Linked DNA regions of Homo sapiens: region 2 is linked to region 1. The links are chromatin loops, found by intact Hi-C in ENCODE. Cell type or tissue: Caco-2. All regions are shown on one strand. Region 1 overlaps CHD5 (chromodomain helicase DNA binding protein 5). Region 2 overlaps CHD5 (chromodomain helicase DNA binding protein 5).

Region 1 (8,000 bases):
GAATTCCCTGCTGCAGCCCCGCCCTCCTCTTCTGCTGCTGTGGCCGCTGTCCCCTGGCCCCAGAGGTCGGTCTTTGTGCTGGGCATGGGGTAGATGGCTCTGGAGCTGCAAGGCCCTGGGATGAAGACACCGAGACTGTCTGGTGGAGGCTGTAAAATCTTGCTCTGCTGCCATCCCCGCCCTCACTCCTCAGACCTGGGCTCCATGGGCTCGGGGTGATGTGGATTTTAGGACCCCGAGGCCTCGTGGTCCATGGCAGGGACTCCTACCTGTGCACCCACTGCCCACCTCCTCTGACTTAGAAGCTGGGTGGGAGTCTAGGCCAAGAGGGGCAGTGTCACCTGGGCCTGGGTCTCAGGCCACTGGGCTGGGTGGGCCTGACTTCCAAATGCAGAAGAAGGACCCAGTGGGGTGCAGCAGAGACCTGTGGGAGCCCTGTGGGAGCCCCCATCCTCCCCAGATAGGGCTGGCTCCCCTCCCGTCTCCTGGGCTCAGGGTACAGCACCAGCCCTGGCTAGGGAGGCTTGGGAGGTGGGCAGCGCCTGGACAGGGGCGAGGCCTGGGGGCTGGGGGCCAGGGGGTCTTTGAGACCTGGGAGGGCTGGTTCTCCGACGCTCTCATTCCCAGGGCCATGATCACGCTGAGCCTTCCCTTTTCCAACTGGCCCAGGTCTTCCCTCCCGCTTCTTTCTCTGACAATATGTTTTTGTTTTTGTCCAGGTCCTTATCTCTCTCTGGCTCTTGTCTGTCTGTCTCTCTCTGGGTCTCAGACTTGGTCATTCCCTCTGGCCTGTGCTTGGTGTCCACCTTGGTAACCTCTCGGCATCTCCTCTCTCTCCTTTGCCGTCTTTTCTCTCTTCCCCCTGTACCCTCATTTCTCTCCCTCTCTTTGATTTGCTCCACCCCTTCCTCACCCTCTCTCCTTCTCTCTACTGAGATGCAGCTCTGGTTCTTGGAAGGGGAAGGGGGCTGGGATGGACAAGAGGCCTCCAGAGGTGCCCCCTCCCCTGCATTTGAGAGCCTGGCTCGGGCCAGCTGTCAGATCTTAAGGGGTCTGGAGCACACTGTGGCCCAGCTGCCGGGTGCCCCTTTGCCCACCTGCCTGGCAGACTAGGAGCCCCAGGATAAAGACAAGGGAATTTCACCCCTCTGCCCCTCTCTGCCTCCAACCAGGTGGCTCCAAGATGACGGGGTGAAGGGGCCAGGGCAGGTGGGCCGCAAGCAGCAGTTTGTTAGTGGGGGGAGGCCGGCAGCAAGTCGTGGATTCTGATTTACATAAAATAACCGGGCTGCAGCCGGAACCTGAGCATATGTAGATGAAGCTCCCTGTCAGACCCTAGCGAGCGCAGGAGGGAGAAATGATTTCAACCTGTACTGCAGCGGTTACCATAGCAACCAATTATTCAGTGCTAAATTATAACTGTTTATAACACTCGTGAATGGGAAGGCTCCTATTTCATTCTTCCCTTTTCCCTCTCAATCTTGAAGGACCCCAAATGGAGAATGACCCACTCTCCGCACCCTTCCTTATGAGTTTAAATGTCTCCGTTTTTAGGAGATGCGGTGCGTGTGCGGAGCATCGGGCCTAGAGGGAAGGGAGATGGAGGTGGGAGGCCTCTGCCAAGAAACATCTGCGGAGCTGGGAAGGAGGAAGGGTGGCGGGACTGTCCATTGGGATCCCCAGGGCTGCGACCACATGCTGTGCCCTCAGCAGGGTGGGGGCTCAGAGCAGAGACCCCTCCTGCCTGCCCCTGCCTCCTGGCACACATAGGCTGGGCATAACATTCAAGGCAGCTTTGCAGGTGGAGTTCATGTGGGGACTCCACATCCACTAAGATTCTTCTGCTAGCTGGTAGGGCGTCCCCTGTAGTCACGCCTAAGGCTGCTGCAGCCGAAAGGTCAGTGCCAAGGTCGAAGGCCAACTGTCATCTGTATCTTCATGCCTGCAGTGTGGTTTGATGGCCCTCAAACCTTAGGGTTGGGTTGGTTCGGGGGCTTAGTTAGGGACTTATTGGTCTGCGTCTCTGTCTCCTCCCCTGCACGTGGCTTGGTCTACGAGCCTCTCAGTATGTTTTGAGATACTGAACTGTGAATCTGCCTCTGGTTCTTGATCGTTTCTTTCCTTCTTGCCGCTGGATGATGCTCCGTCCCTCCAGGTCCTGCTCATGGGCCACTGCTCTGCTAGGTGTTTTCAGAACTATTTGCAGCTTTCTCTGCAAGGAGAGATTTTGGAAAAACACCACAAAAAGGAGGCCTAGTTCTAGAATGTCAAAACAGCTGGATGCAGGGTTCTGCCCTGCACCCCCACCCTCGGCCAGCCCCTGGTAGGGGAGGAGGGTTCAGGTGATATCTGGTGCAGGTGGGAGGCCCAGCTGTGCGGGCTCCATGTGGTGGAGGCAGGGCAGAGGCTCAGGGCAGGGGAGGCAGGTGGGGACTTGGGCGTCAGACCCTTCTCATCGACTGGGCTTTCCCCAGTGCAGGTGGATGGAGGAGGGAGAGAAGTGCACCTGCTTCCAAGAAATGAGGGCTTTGCTGGCTTGCCTGAGCCCCAGTGGGTGACAGCAGGGAAGGGGCCACAGATGGGCAACAGACATGCCTGACGTTGTCTGAGCCCATTCTGTGCTGAGGGTCTGTGCCCTCCTGCTCTGCCACTTAACCCTGAGCGGACGCTGGGCGAGCCCTGTCAGTGCTGGGCTCATGGCCTTCTGCCAGCCCTACTCTCCCAAGGTGGCATGCGCTGCTGCTCCTGCCAGACAGTGGAGGCTGCTGGAGGTGCCTTCCCCTCCCTATCCCTCCCTCCTTCCGGCTCTCCCTGGGCCGCCACTCCTGGTCTCCCCTGCAGGTCGCCGAGGGGACTGCTTGCCATCAGATGCTGGGTTGGCTCCCCGTAGATGTTGCCACAGCAGCCCCTTCTTGTCCAGGTCCTGCTCCCTCTGTACCGCGTCTCGCCCCAGCTGCTGGCAGCCTCTGTGCAGTTGGCTGGAGCCCAATCCCGACAGCAAAAATGTGGGGGTGAGCTTGGTGTGTCCCCTCCAGCTTGTCGTCCTGGCTGTATCTTTGGCTTCCATGCAGAGCTGGGGTCATCATGGGTTGTTTGGGCATTTTCTGGGCATTATCAGAATCCCAGCGGCCTCTGGTGTCTACATGTGGTCGTGGTGGTGTCAGGGGGAAAGGGTCATTCTGACTGCAGCCTGCTCTGGCTTGGCCGAGTCCCCTGCCCAGGACACAGCAAGGCGGCCCAGCCCTGGAGACCTGGGTGCACGTCCCATCCCTCCCCTCCACCCTGGCTCAGAGCCCTGCTTCTCTGTGCTTAGGTTTCTCCCGGGTCACAGATGTTCAAGGCATTTTCTTTTCTTTCTTTTCTTTTCTTTTTTTTTTTGAGATGGAGTTTGGCTCTTATTACCCAGGCTGGAGTACAATGGTGCGATCTCGGCTCACTGCAACCTCCGCCTCCCAGGTTCAAGCGATTCTCCTGCCTCAGCCTCCTGAGTAGCTGGGATTGCAGGCATGTACCACCATGCCCAGCTAATTTTGTATTTTTTTTTCAGTAGAGAAAGTGTTTCTCCAAGTTGGTCAGGCTAGTCTTGAGCTCCCAACCTTAGGTGATCTGCCCGCCTCGGCCTCCCAAAGTGCTGGGATTTCAAGCGTGAGTCACCGCGCCCAGCCTCAAGGCATTTTCTTACAGTCTCCCTGGTTCTATCCTTTCTGGCATTCCCAGTTCACAGACGATGAAGCTGAGGTTTAGCTCGCTACAGTGACTTGGCCAAGTCTCAGGCTTGCAAGGGGCAGAGCCTCCCTGGGGAGCCCGGGACTCACTGGCAGGCCACGTAGGATTAACCGTGGGTCCCTCAACTTCATCCTCGGTAGGTTTGTGGGGTTTGCTCTCTAGCAGCTGAAGGCCACCCAGGGCCCCTTCCTCCGGCCAGCCCCAGCCTCTGTCCGTGGTGCTGAAGTTCATGGCGGCCTCTCTTGTCCTTACCTTTGCTGGGGTGAGGGCTCAGGGAGAGCGTGTCTCTCAGATCTCCTGAAGGGCGGTCTCTTGAAGCTGGCCAAACTCTGACACCCTCAACGGGACGTGGACATCACTGTCTCATCTCCACCTCCCCAAAGGACCGAGGCCGAGCTTGGGAGCCGTGGCTCCAGGGCCCAGCATCTCCTCCAGCCTTGAGAGCAGGCTCCCAGCCAGTGGCTGTGTCAGTATTCCCGGAAACACCCGGGTTCCGGAAAAGCAAAGAGCACAGAGGCCCTGCTGCCTGGCAGCTGGCAGCGCCGCTGACTCTGGAGGCTTAATGGGCTAAGAGGTTTGGGAGCAGGGAGGCTGGTGGGCAGGGGAGAGGGAGCGGGGCTTCCAGGAGAGGAGGGAAGTGCAGGCAGCCTGTTGGAAGGGGTGCTTCCCAGCTGGATGTCAGAGGGGGCCCCCACCTCCCCTGTCAGTGACCGTCTCCCCCTCCACGAACTGTTGGATGTGACTGTTTGGAGCCACTCTCCTGGGAAAAGGCAGGTCATCCCCTCTTGACAGTGTGGCCTGAAAGGGCAGAGTTGGGCTGGGGGCCTCCCAAGACTATCCAGGGAGGCCCCCCGCCTTTGCTGCCTCCTCATTCTCTTTCCTTCTGCCACCCTTTCCTTTCCTTCTCCCTCCCTCCCTCTTTCCTTCATCCTCCCTCCTGGCCACTGCTGTTTCCTGAGCTCATTTTTTATCTCTCCGGTTCTGTCTTAATCTCATCCCATGCCTCTCCTTGCTCACCCCGAAAACAGTTAACAGCAGTCCTGCGCATGGCAAGCCCCGCATGCCCCGGGGATCATGGCAGTGCTGCCCGGCCCCTCCCTGGGAAGGGGCTGTGGAGGGCTTCGCCAGTTGACTTGTGTCTCTAAAGGCCACAAGTAAACCACTTTCTCCGAGGGGCAGCACCTCTCTGGTGGGGTGCTCTGGTTGTAAACGCCCTTATCTCCATATAAATGGGCCATTTTCTGCCTGTACAGACAGGAAACTAAATCAAGGAAGCCAAGCTTAAGAGCTGCCTAAATTACCTTGTCTCATATGGAGAGGAAGCGGCCAGGATGGGGTGGGAGAGGGGGAAGGTGGGCTTGTGCCATCCATAGCAGTGTCTGCAGAGTCCGCACATGGAGAAAACTGTGATGTGCCTGCTGCATTAATTACAGGTTTCACCTGACGAACGCAGTTCCATGGGATGTGAACTTAAGCAGAGAGCTGTGGCGCTGGGGCCTGAGATGCAGCGGCCCTTCCCTGGCTGGGGCTCTCCTTCTCTGGCTGGGGCCCTTCCCTGGCTGGGGCTCTCCTTCTCTGGCTGGGGCCCTTCCCTGGCTGGGGCTCTCCTTCTCTGGCTGGGGCCCTTCTCTGGCTGGGGCCCTTCCCTGGCTAGGGCTCTTCTTCTCTGGCTGGGGCCCTTCCCTGGCTGGGGCTCTTCCCTTGCTGGGGCCCTTCCCTGGCTGGGGCCCTTCCCTGGCTGGGGTTCTTCTTCTCTGGCTGGGGCCCTTCCCTGGCTGGGGCTCTCCTTCTCTGGCTGGGGCCCTTCTCTGGCTGGGGCCCTTCCCTGGCTAGGGCTCTTCTTCTCTGGCTGGGGCCCTTCCCTGGCTGGGGCTCTTCCCTTGCTGGGGCCCTTCCCTGGCTGGGGCCCTTCCCTGGCTGGGGCCCTTCCCTGGCTGGGGTTCTTCTTCTCTGGCTGGGGCCCTTCCCTGGCTGTGGCTCTTCTTCTCTGGCTGAGGCCCTTCCCTGGCTGGGGCTTTTCTTCTCTGGCTGGGGCCCTTCCCTGGCTGGGGCTCTTCCTGTGCACTTTGCTTTTTGACTCTGGGACCACATCCTCCACCGCCAGCTCCTGGGTCCATGCCTCATCATGTAAAACTAATTCAGCCCCCAAAGTCCATAGAAGCCCAATGATGACTGAAGCGGAGCCTGAGTTCACCCGCAGGGCTGCTGGAGTGGGCTGAGCCGAGCTTGCAGATGGAGAAGCCTGCTCTCACGAGAGCCTCACCTCGCCTCACCTGCAGGTTCTACTGCTTCCTGTGGCGTAGACCCTGGGGACAAGACTTGGCTCAGGCTGGCTTGGGGTTGCCCCTTTGGCTGGGCTTTGGGGCTGAGCTGTGAGCAGTGGCCTCTGATGATGAGTGGAGTGATGGGGATCGGTCGATCCCCAGCGTGGGCCAGGAGGTAGCTCTCAGGGCCGTCCTGCCACCCAGGACTCTGGATGTTCCTGGGGCCTCTGTTGCCCTCACTGTCCCCCTTCTTTTCCAGGGGAGCAATGATGAGCTATCAGAGAATGAAGAGGATCTGGAAGAGAAGTCGGAGAGTGAAGGCAGTGACTACTCCCCGAATAAAAAGAAGAAGAAGAAACTCAAGGACAAGAAGGAGAAAAAAGCCAAGCGAAAAAAGAAGGATGAGGATGAGGATGATAATGATGATGGATGCTTAAAGGTAACTGTGGAGGCCTGGCTGGGGGGACAGAGCGACATCCCCCTTTAAGGGGGCTGAGCCTCTTGCCTGTATGTTCTGTGTGTGTGTGTGTGTGTGTGTGTGTGTGTGATGGAGTCTCACTCTGTTGCCAGGCTGGAGTGCAGTGGCGTGACCTCGGCTCACTGCAACCGCCTCCCAGGTTCAAGCAATTCTCCTGCCTCAGCCTCCCGAGTAGCTGGGACTACAGGTGCGTGCCACCACGCCTGGCTAATTTTTGTATTTTTAGTAGAGACAGGATTTTACCATGTTGGCCAGGATGGTCCCCATCTCTTTTTTTTTTTTTTTTTTTTGAGACGGAGTCTCGCTCTGTCGCCCAGGCTGGAGTGCAGTGGCGGGATCTCGGCTCACTGCAAGCTTCGCCTCCCGGGTTCACGCCATTCTCCTGCCTCAGCCTCCCAAGTAGCTGGGACTACAGGCGCCCGCCACTACGCCCGGCTAATTTTTTGTATTTTTAGTAGAGATGGGGTTTCACCGTTTTAGCCGGGATGGTCTCGATCTCCTGACCTCGTGATCCGCCCGCCTCGGCCTCCCAAAGTGCTGGGATTACAGGTGTGAGCCACCGCGCCCGGCCTCCATCTCTTGACCTCGCGATCTGCCTGCCTTGGCCTCCCAAAGTGCTGGGATTACAGGCGTGAGCCACTGCGCCCAGCCTGTTCTTTTTTTCTTTTTTAGAAGGAGTTTTGCTCTGTTGTCCAGGCTGGAGTGCAGTGGCTCCTGCCTTAGCCTTCTGAGTAGCTGGTACTACAGGCACGCATCACCACGCACAGCTAATTTTTGAGTGAGCAGCTATTTCTAGGGGAGAGTGATAGATAGTGTGAGCTCAAGTTTAGTGTCAGGAACCTCTTGCTTGGAGCAATTCGGGAAAATAAAACAACAAATGGAGTCTTTGCCACAAGAAGTGCTGGACAGCTTTGTTTATGGTAGAAAGGGAACTTGTGTTCTGAAATCCTGCCCAAGCAGGCATTCCCGGAGTCTCCTACTGCACGTGGGGCAGAGCGGCTACAGAGATGGGCCAGCTCTCCCCTGGGCCCAGCGTCCCCAGGAACATGGGAAATGATGTGAAGGAAGCCAGGCCTTTATGGTCATGCTGAGGTGCTCCGGAGTCTCAGAGGCTGCACCCTGGGGCTCCTTGGGGAGATGGAGAGGCCAGGGGTGAGGTTGGTGGACAGGCAGTGGGTGAGTGACAGTGCCATTCAGGAACACTGTGCTCCCTTTGTTCTTTTAAGAGACACCAAGGCTCGGTTTGGGCTGGTCACAGATTTAAAGATAAACGCTCTGTAAATATTAGTACAGTTGCTGTTGGGTGAGGCAGAAATCATGAATGTGAATAACTGAAGTTGGGAGGTGTGGGAGGAGGAGCGATTCTTCCTGGCGGTGTCCTGACACCTGGGGTGATTTCATGAGTCAGTGGAGTGTTGTGAGTCACCGGAGACGGATCGTCGCTGCGGGGCTGACAGTTCTGAAAGCTTCACTTAAGAGAGTGATTCAGGATCACCCTGTAACAGTATCATCCCCTCGCTCACCTGCTGCTC
Region 2 (8,000 bases), 54 kb after region 1:
ATAACCTTTCTTAGCCACCCTGGAACACTGGACCTCTGGGGGTGGAGGCAGTGGCAAGTAGGGAGGGAGCGGCTCTCCAAGCCTGCCTGTGCGTGAGAGCTGGGGCACTTCTCACCCTGCTCACCTTGGCTTGTTTCCCAGAGTTGCACACGCTGTGGCAGAACGAGGAGCGGGCTGCTGTATCCTCTGGGAAAATCTACGACATCTGGCACCGGCGCCATGACTACTGGCTGCTGGCGGGCATCGTGACGTATCCTTGGCCAGGCCGGGCTGGGCAGGGACTTGCCCGTTCCTCCGTGGACCTCGGGGAGAGCCCTCTGAGAGCTCCGGGGGAAGCCTTCCTCGTTCTTCCTCAATCTTCCTCACTTCTGGCGGTGGCTAGAAATCCTCGGCATTGCTGTGTCGCCCGCTCCCCGCCGCTGTCATCCCGGCTTCTTCCTTATGTGTCTCTGTCTGGGTCCACATTGCTCTCTCTTTTTTTTTTTTTTTTTGAGATAGAGTTTCACTCTGTCACCCAGGCTGGAGTGTAGCAGCTTGATCTCGGCTCACTGCAACTGCTGCCTCCCGGGTTCAAGCGATTCTCCTGCCTCAGCCTCCTGAGTAGCTGGGATTACAGGTGTGCCCCACCACACCTGGCTAATTTTTGTATTTTTAGTAGAGACGGGGTTTCACCATGTTGGCTAGGCTGGTCTCGAACTCCTGACCTCAAGTGATCCACCCACCTTGGCCTCCCAAAGTGCTGAGATTACAGGCGTCAGCCACCACACCCGGCCTTTTTCTTTTTCTTTTTTTTTTGAGATGGAGTCTCGCTCTGTGGCCTAGGCTGAAGTGCAGTGGTGCGATCTCAGCTCACTGCAACCTCTGCCTCCTGGGTTCAAGTGATTCTTCTGCCTCAGCCTCCTGAGTAGCTGGGACTACAGGCATGCACCACCACTCCCAGCTAGTTTTTGTAATTTTAGTAGAGACGGGGTTTCGCCTTGTTGGCCAGGCTGGTCTCGAGCTCCTGGCCTCAAGTGATCTGCCCACCTTGGCCTCCCAAAATGCTGGGATTACAGGCGCGAGCCACCATGCCTGGCCCCAAATTTTCCTCTTCTTACAAGCATCCCAGTCATTGAGTTTAGGGCCCACCCTAGTCCAGCATGACCCTTTCTTAACTTCATTACATCTGCAAATACTCTATTTCCGAAAAAGGTTCCCATTCACAGGCACTGGGGGCAAGACTTAAACGTATGCACCCCAGGTTGTTGGGGTGAAGAGTTAACCCTCTGAAGCCCCGGGGCTGTGTCTGGTGCACCCAGGGCACCTGTCAGTGTCTGCTGATACTGTCACTGTTGTGTCATCAATATGTTCCTCGTGCAGCTGGGCTTAAGGACTTGCCTGAGAGCGTACAGCCAGAATGCCGACCCCCGGGCTGGCCCCTCCCCCTCCCTGAGCTGCCTCCCCCTACGGCCCCACCACTTCTAACGGCCAGGTTTGCCCTTAATGGTGCCCCACCCAGGCACGGCTACGCCCGCTGGCAGGACATCCAGAATGACCCACGGTACATGATCCTCAACGAGCCCTTCAAGTCTGAGGTCCACAAGGGCAACTACCTGGAGATGAAGAACAAGTTCCTGGCCCGCAGGTTTAAGGTCTGTCTTCTGAAGGGCCAGGGCTGCACGGGGCAGGGAGGGACGGTGTCAGGAGGACCCTCGCAAAGGCAAAGGAATTAGAGAGCAGCAACCCCTCCCCGTGTACCTGGGTCACGCTGCCACGAAGCAGCAGTATGTCCATCAACTAACAGTGGTGGATCCTTGCTCTGGCCCTGGCCCCACTGGGAAGTATCTGCCGCCTTGGGGTGTTGGGGTACAGAGAACCCAGCTTGGTGACAGCTCCAAGGGTTGGCCACCACCAGGCCAGGGTGGGCAGCAGATGGCAGTACGTCCTCTTTCCCTCCTTTCTGCCGGGAGCCTTGGCCTGGGGTGGGCGCTGGTGGAGCACGGAGGGTAGCCATTCAGCGGGAGGGGCCGGGCCGACGCTGCGCCCCGCCCCCAGCTGCTGGAGCAGGCGTTGGTCATTGAGGAGCAGCTCCGGAGGGCCGCGTACCTGAACATGACGCAGGACCCCAACCACCCCGCCATGGCCCTCAACGCCCGCCTGGCTGAAGTGGAGTGCCTCGCCGAGAGCCACCAGCACCTGTCCAAGGAGTCCCTTGCTGGGAACAAGCCTGCCAATGCCGTCCTGCACAAGGGTGAGCAAGTCCTGCCCCCCACGGTGCAGCCCCCCGCCCTTCCTCCTGCCCAGCGAGCGCTCTTGGCTGTAGATGAGGGCACTGATGGGGTAGGGGCTGGGGACAGATGTCAGCCCAGAGGGCGGTGGACTTCTGGGCCAAGATGGAACAGTCCTGTCATCAGACCCCTTATCTCCCCTGCAGGGAAACTGAGGCTGCTTGCTTCTCCAGCCTGTTTCTCAAGCCTGCTCTGTGCGGGCCCCGGCCCGGGCTAGTGACACAGAAAACCACGAAACTGTAAAGGCTTCTGAGTCCTGACAGCGTGACTTAAATGCACTGTGTCTTTAGCCCGGGCAATACCCATCAGCCTGGAGCCTTCTCCTTGGCCCCGTGTGGGAAGGGAAGTAGTTTGCCCAAGATCTCCCAGGATTCAGAGCTTTGGTGCTGGCTGCACATCTCTGCCTGTGGTCACAGGGCACACTTCTGCCCTCGGGGCTCCCGGCTGGTTGGGGGAGGGGTGGCCCTGTGGTGAGAGTTGCTGGACCCCTCCCTGTGCCCTGCAGCCCTCCCTGGTGTACTCTGATCCTGTGCCCAGTAGGGCCTGGGGCTGCAGGTCTCCCTGAGAACTCTTAGGAGGGAAGCCCAGCGTCAGGCAGCGCTTCTGGCTGGCTCGTCTGCAGCCCGTGGGCCCTTGCCCAGCCCAGAGGGGCTCCTGGGAGGAGTTCTTTGGAAGCTCCTGCTGTGTCCCCACTTGGCAGTGCTGCCTGCAGCTTGGGAGGGCCTGGTGCAGGGCACCCCCTGGTGCCCGGTTCTGGGCAAGTGCAGTCATACACCCTTGCAAATAAGCCCCAGCTCTCGGGCTACCTCCCCTGGCACAGCCCTTCATCCCTCCATCCCTCCATGCCTCCATCCTTCCACCCCTCCATCATCCCTCCATGCCTCCGTCCTTCCACCCCTCCATCCCTCTATTCTTTCACCCCTCAATCCCTCATCCCTTATCCCTCCATCCTTCCACACCTCCATCCTTCCATCCCTCCATAATTCTTCCATGCCTCCAACCCTCCATCCCTCTGTCTCTCCATCATCCCTCCTTCCCTTCATCATCCCTCCATTCCTCCATCCTTCCACCCCTCCATCCTTCCATCCTTCCATTATCCCTCCATGCCTCTGTCCTTCCACTCCATCCCTCATCCCTCTGTCATCCTTCATCCCTCCATCCTTCCACCCCTCCATCCCTCCATTATCCCTTCATCATACCTCCATCCCTTCATCCTTCCATCTCTCCGTCATCCCTTCATCATCTCCATCATTGCTTCATCCCTCCATCATCCTTCCATTCTCCCTCCATCCTTCCACCCCCATCCCCCATCTCTCCATCATCTCTCCATCCTTCCATCTCTCCATCTCTCTACCCGTCCATCCCTCCATCATCCCTTCGTCCTTCCATTCCTCCATCCCTCCATTATCCCTTCATCATACCTTCATCCCTTCATCCCTCCGTCTCTCCATCTTCCCTCTATCATCTCTCCATCATCACTCCATCCCTCTATCATCCTTCCGTCATCTCTCCATCCCTCCATCCTTCCACCCGTCCATCTCTCCATCATCCCTCCATCTCTCCACCCCTCCAACCCTCCATCATCCCTCCATCTTTCCACCCCTCCATCATTCCTCCATCCCTCCATCATCCCTCTATGCCTCCATGTCTCCACCATCCCTCCATCATCCCTCCATCTCTCCATCATCCCTCCATCCCTCCATCCCTCCATCCCTTCACCCCTCCATCACCCATCCCTCCACCGTCCCTTCATCCCTCCATCCCCCATCTCTCCATCATCCCTCCATCCTTCCATCCCTCCATCATCCCGTCCCTCCACCTTCCTTCCATCCTTCCATCTTCCATTATCCCTCCATCTCTCCATCCTTCCACCCCTCCATCCCTCCATCATCCCTCCATCCCTCCATCTCTCCATTATCCTTCATCATCCCTCCATCCCTCCATTATTCCTCCATCATCCCTTCATTCTTCCATCATCCCTCCATCCCTCCATCATCCCTCCATCTCTCCATCATCCATCATCCCTCATCCCTCCATCATCCCTCCATCTCTCCATCATCCCTCCATCCCTATATTATCCCTCCATCATCCCTTCATTTTTCCATCATCCCTTCATCCCTCCATCATCGCTTCATCCCTATATCCCTTTATCTATCCATCATCCCTTCATCATCCCTACATCCCTTTATCTCTCCATCATCCCTTCATTATCCCTCCATCCCTCCATCTCTCCACCGCTCCATCCCTCCATCGTCCCTCCATCTATCCATCATCCCTTCATCATCCCTCCATCCCTCCATTATCCCTCCCTCATCCCTTCATTCCTCCATCATCCCTCCATCCCTCCATTTCTCCACCCCTCCATTCCTCCATCATCCCTCCATCTCTCCATCATTCCTTCATTATCCCTCCATCCCTCCAACATCCAACCATCATCCTTTCATCATCCCTCCATCTCTCCACTCCGCCATCCCACCATCATCCCTCCATCTCTCCATCATCCCTTCATTATCCCTCCATCCCTCCATCATCCCTCCATCCCTCCATCATCCCTCCATCCCTCCATCTTCCCCCATCCCTCCACCTTCCCTCCATCCCTCCATCTTCGCTCCATTATCCCTACATTATCCCTCCATCCCTCCGTCCTTCCACCCCTCCATTCGTCCGTCCTTCCACCCCTCCATCATCCTTCCATCGCTCCATCATTCCTCCATCCCTCCATCTTCCCTCCATTATCCCTCCATCATCCCTCCATCATCCCTCCATCCTTCCACCCCTCCATCCTTCCACCCCTCCACCCCTCCTCTCCTCCATCCCTCCACCCCTCCACCCCTCCATCCCTCCATCCTTCCATCCCTCCATCCTTCCACTGCTCCACCCCTCCACCCCTCCACCCCTCCATCCCTCCATCCTTCCACTCCTCCATCCCTCCACCCCTCCATCCCTGCATCCTACCATCCCTCCGCCTCCCACCACAGTCCTGAACCAGCTGGAGGAGCTGCTGAGCGACATGAAGGCCGACGTGACCCGGCTGCCATCCATGCTGTCCCGCATCCCCCCGGTGGCCGCCCGGCTGCAGATGTCGGAGCGCAGCATCCTGAGCCGCCTGACCAACCGCGCCGGGGACCCCACCATCCAGCAGGTCAGGCTCGGCCTGTGTGCCCCGGCCCGAGCCCCCTGGCGTGCCCCTGGGTGGAGGCTGGGTGGGGGGCCTGAGACCACCTGTGAAGCTGAGTCCTTGCCTCCAGGGCGCTTTCGGCTCCTCCCAGATGTACAGCAACAACTTTGGGCCCAACTTCCGGGGCCCTGGACCGGGAGGGATTGTCAACTACAACCAGATGCCCCTGGGGCCCTATGTGACCGGTAGGTGCCCGTCCGCTCCGGGCAGCATGCACACGGGTGCCCGCCGGGCCCGGCCTGCCTGCTGCTGCCAACGTCAGGCAAGCCCGGCTCTCCTCTTTTTTTGACAGATATCTAGCCGTCCTCGAGACTTCCCTGTGTTGCAGCGCTCATTTCCAGCTGAGGTGAGGGCTGCTGGGTGCTGTGTTCCTCCCCGCCACCCCATTGCTGGCAAACCAGGCCTGGCCACAGTCAGCCCTGCCCCTGCACTTGACTCCCGTCCCTAAGTCCTGGAGCTTTTACTGCCTCCGGCGGCTTTGAGAGCCACCCACCTGCCTGGAGCCCCTCTACCTTGCCCCCTTGGCCCTGGGACCACCTTGTGGCCAGCGTGTCTGTCCACTGGGAGGCTGGGGTGGCAGGACATGAAGGGGTCGGTGGACTTGGGTGAGCTCCTGTGTGTGCACATGTGTTCTCATTTGCACACATGTTCCCAGCGGAAGTCAGAGACTGCTGCCCCCGCCTGGAGCCCTGTCCTGCCCCTGCTGTCCTGCTGGTGGCAGACATCACATCTTGTCTTACACCCTCACTTCCTGCCCAGGACCAGGAGGGTGGCTGAGGGTTTTGTGGGGGCTATTGGCCAGGAGAGGGGGCTTATTTCAGAGAAACTGCCAGTTCATTCTGGTCTTCTCTGGGGCCACCAGCCTCCACTACGCTGTGTCTGTCCCTGTGGGAACCGTGTCTTGCTGGAGGAGGCTCCAGAGGGGCTTCCTGGCTGGCTGCCCCTGCCCACTGCTGCTTCCTGGGTGCTCTCGGCACTCTGGGTGTAGCTCATGGCCTGGCCCGGCAGCCTGTGGCTGGGAGGTCATGGCTGGGGGGCACCCCGATCATAGTTGGTTGTGATAGGTGGAGAAGCAGCTACAGGCTGTTGGGTGCCACCCTGATGCCCCCTATAACTGCCCACCTGCTTAACCCACTGATTTGCGTTTTGCAGCCACGCCTGCCGGGCCACCTGCCCGACCCACATGGGAGAGAAAAGCTGCCACCTTTTTAGGAGCCAGCGCCACCTTGGGACAAAAAGGGAAACCTAGTAATGCCATCACATGGAGGACGAGGCCCAGCTCAGCTGGGCCAGAGCCCAGAAGTGCCACCTCATCATAATTCAAGTGTTCTTCCACACAGCGTTGCCCCCACAACCACGCCGGACGTGCCCCCTCGCCACCTTTTCCAGACGACTTCTTAGAAGAGATTTCATTTATTTGTACATCTTTTGCACTTTCCTATTGAAGACTTGAACACGTTTGTCTTGATAAAAGTTGGATGACGTATGGAAGATTCGAACCTGCAGCACTGATGTCTCTTTACCGATGGGTTCCAGACCCAAGGTAGTCCTGGCACTGCCCTGTGGACTCAGCCCAGCTGGGGAGGACATGGCGCCCGGTGCCCTAGGAGCCCTCAGTGTCCCCTACCTGACCTGTCTGCACCTGTGTGACAGCCCCTTCTGATTTGGCCCCCTGCCCGCTTGGAGCCTCCCAGCACCAGACAGGGCAGGTTTGGGGAGCCGCTGTCCAGCCCTATGGTGAGACCCTGGCTGACATTTCCCCTCCTTCCTGCCAAGGCTGGAGGCCGCCAGGTGTTTGCTCTCTCCTTGTGGGGAGGTGGATCCTCTGCCAGCAGGTGTCTGTCCCCGGCCCAGCGCATCTTGAAGGCCCTGGACTCTGTTACCAGTGGGGGGCCTGTGGCCCCGGCTCTTCACAGCAGGCAGAAGCGTATGATCCCAGGGAGGGTGGGCTGGGGGGGGGGCAGCACTTGCCTCGGAGCCACTGCTGCGTTGGGTTTGCCTTCTGCCAGAGGTGTGGTTAAGGGCAGTGATAGCTGCGCCCCAGCAAGGAGGGTCATGGGCCCTGAGCTGGCCCAGGAGACCCTGGCCCTGCCCTGTGCCCTGGGATGCCTACCCTGCCCACCTCCGGAGGTGGAACCGGGCTGCCCCTGGGGGCCTGGACTTGTCCCATTCCCCTGTCCCTGGAAAGGCCTTCCCGGGGGCTTTTTGCCTGAGGCTGCACTCTTGGAAGGCGTGGGGAGAGTTCTGCCTGGAGGGGGACTGGACCCAGTGCCCTCTGCAGACCCCTCCCAGCCGCAGCACCAAGGGCTTGCTGCCTTGTTTCCTGCCAGGAGCGCCCTGACATCCCAAAACCATCTTCCCACATGTGGGTTGTTGGAATCCCACCCACTCCCCCGGACCCTGCCCCTCCAAGTTGGGGACGGAGATGGGGAGCAGGTCAGGCCCTCCCTAGGCCTGTTTGTGTGTGATCCTTCTCCTGGCCCCAGGTCGACCTGGAAGGCGTTTCTGAGTCTTGTACTGGGACCTTCCCAGGGAAGGTGCCTTGGGGTGCAGAA

What was found. A loop is a pair of places that touch in the nucleus more often than their neighbours do. Peaks named below come from ENCODE experiments on the same cell type or tissue, not always from the same donor. Only the 100,000 strongest peaks of a DNase experiment are listed, where the experiment ranks them.
Region 2: a loop joins it to region 1, with 2.5 times the contacts of the local background. A loop is called at or near these places in 15 of 110 quality-filtered maps.

What each region holds. Positions count from the first base shown.
Region 1 is chr1:6,157,765-6,165,764 of GRCh38, reverse strand. It overlaps CHD5 (chromodomain helicase DNA binding protein 5), which reads left to right. Exons shown (of 42, transcript NM_015557.3): 3 at 6,250-6,429. Among named protein-coding and RNA genes, the nearest start is that of CHD5, 19 kb to the left of the region's middle. RefSeq lists an enhancer at 1-98 and a silencer at 3,859-4,059. In Caco-2, no CTCF peak of the experiment used is centred here; DNase peaks (open chromatin) are centred at 2,851, 3,938 and 7,864.
Region 2 is chr1:6,104,025-6,112,024 of GRCh38, reverse strand. It overlaps CHD5 (chromodomain helicase DNA binding protein 5), which reads left to right. Exons shown (of 42, transcript NM_015557.3): 36 at 142-250; 37 at 1,499-1,631; 38 at 2,035-2,230; 39 at 5,246-5,409; 40 at 5,516-5,630; 41 at 5,738-5,791; 42 at 6,598-8,000. The coding sequence ends at 5,745. Among named protein-coding and RNA genes, the nearest start is that of KCNAB2, 62 kb to the right of the region's middle. RefSeq lists a silencer at 2,970-3,069. In Caco-2, a CTCF peak has its summit at 3,763; a DNase peak (open chromatin) is centred at 2,963.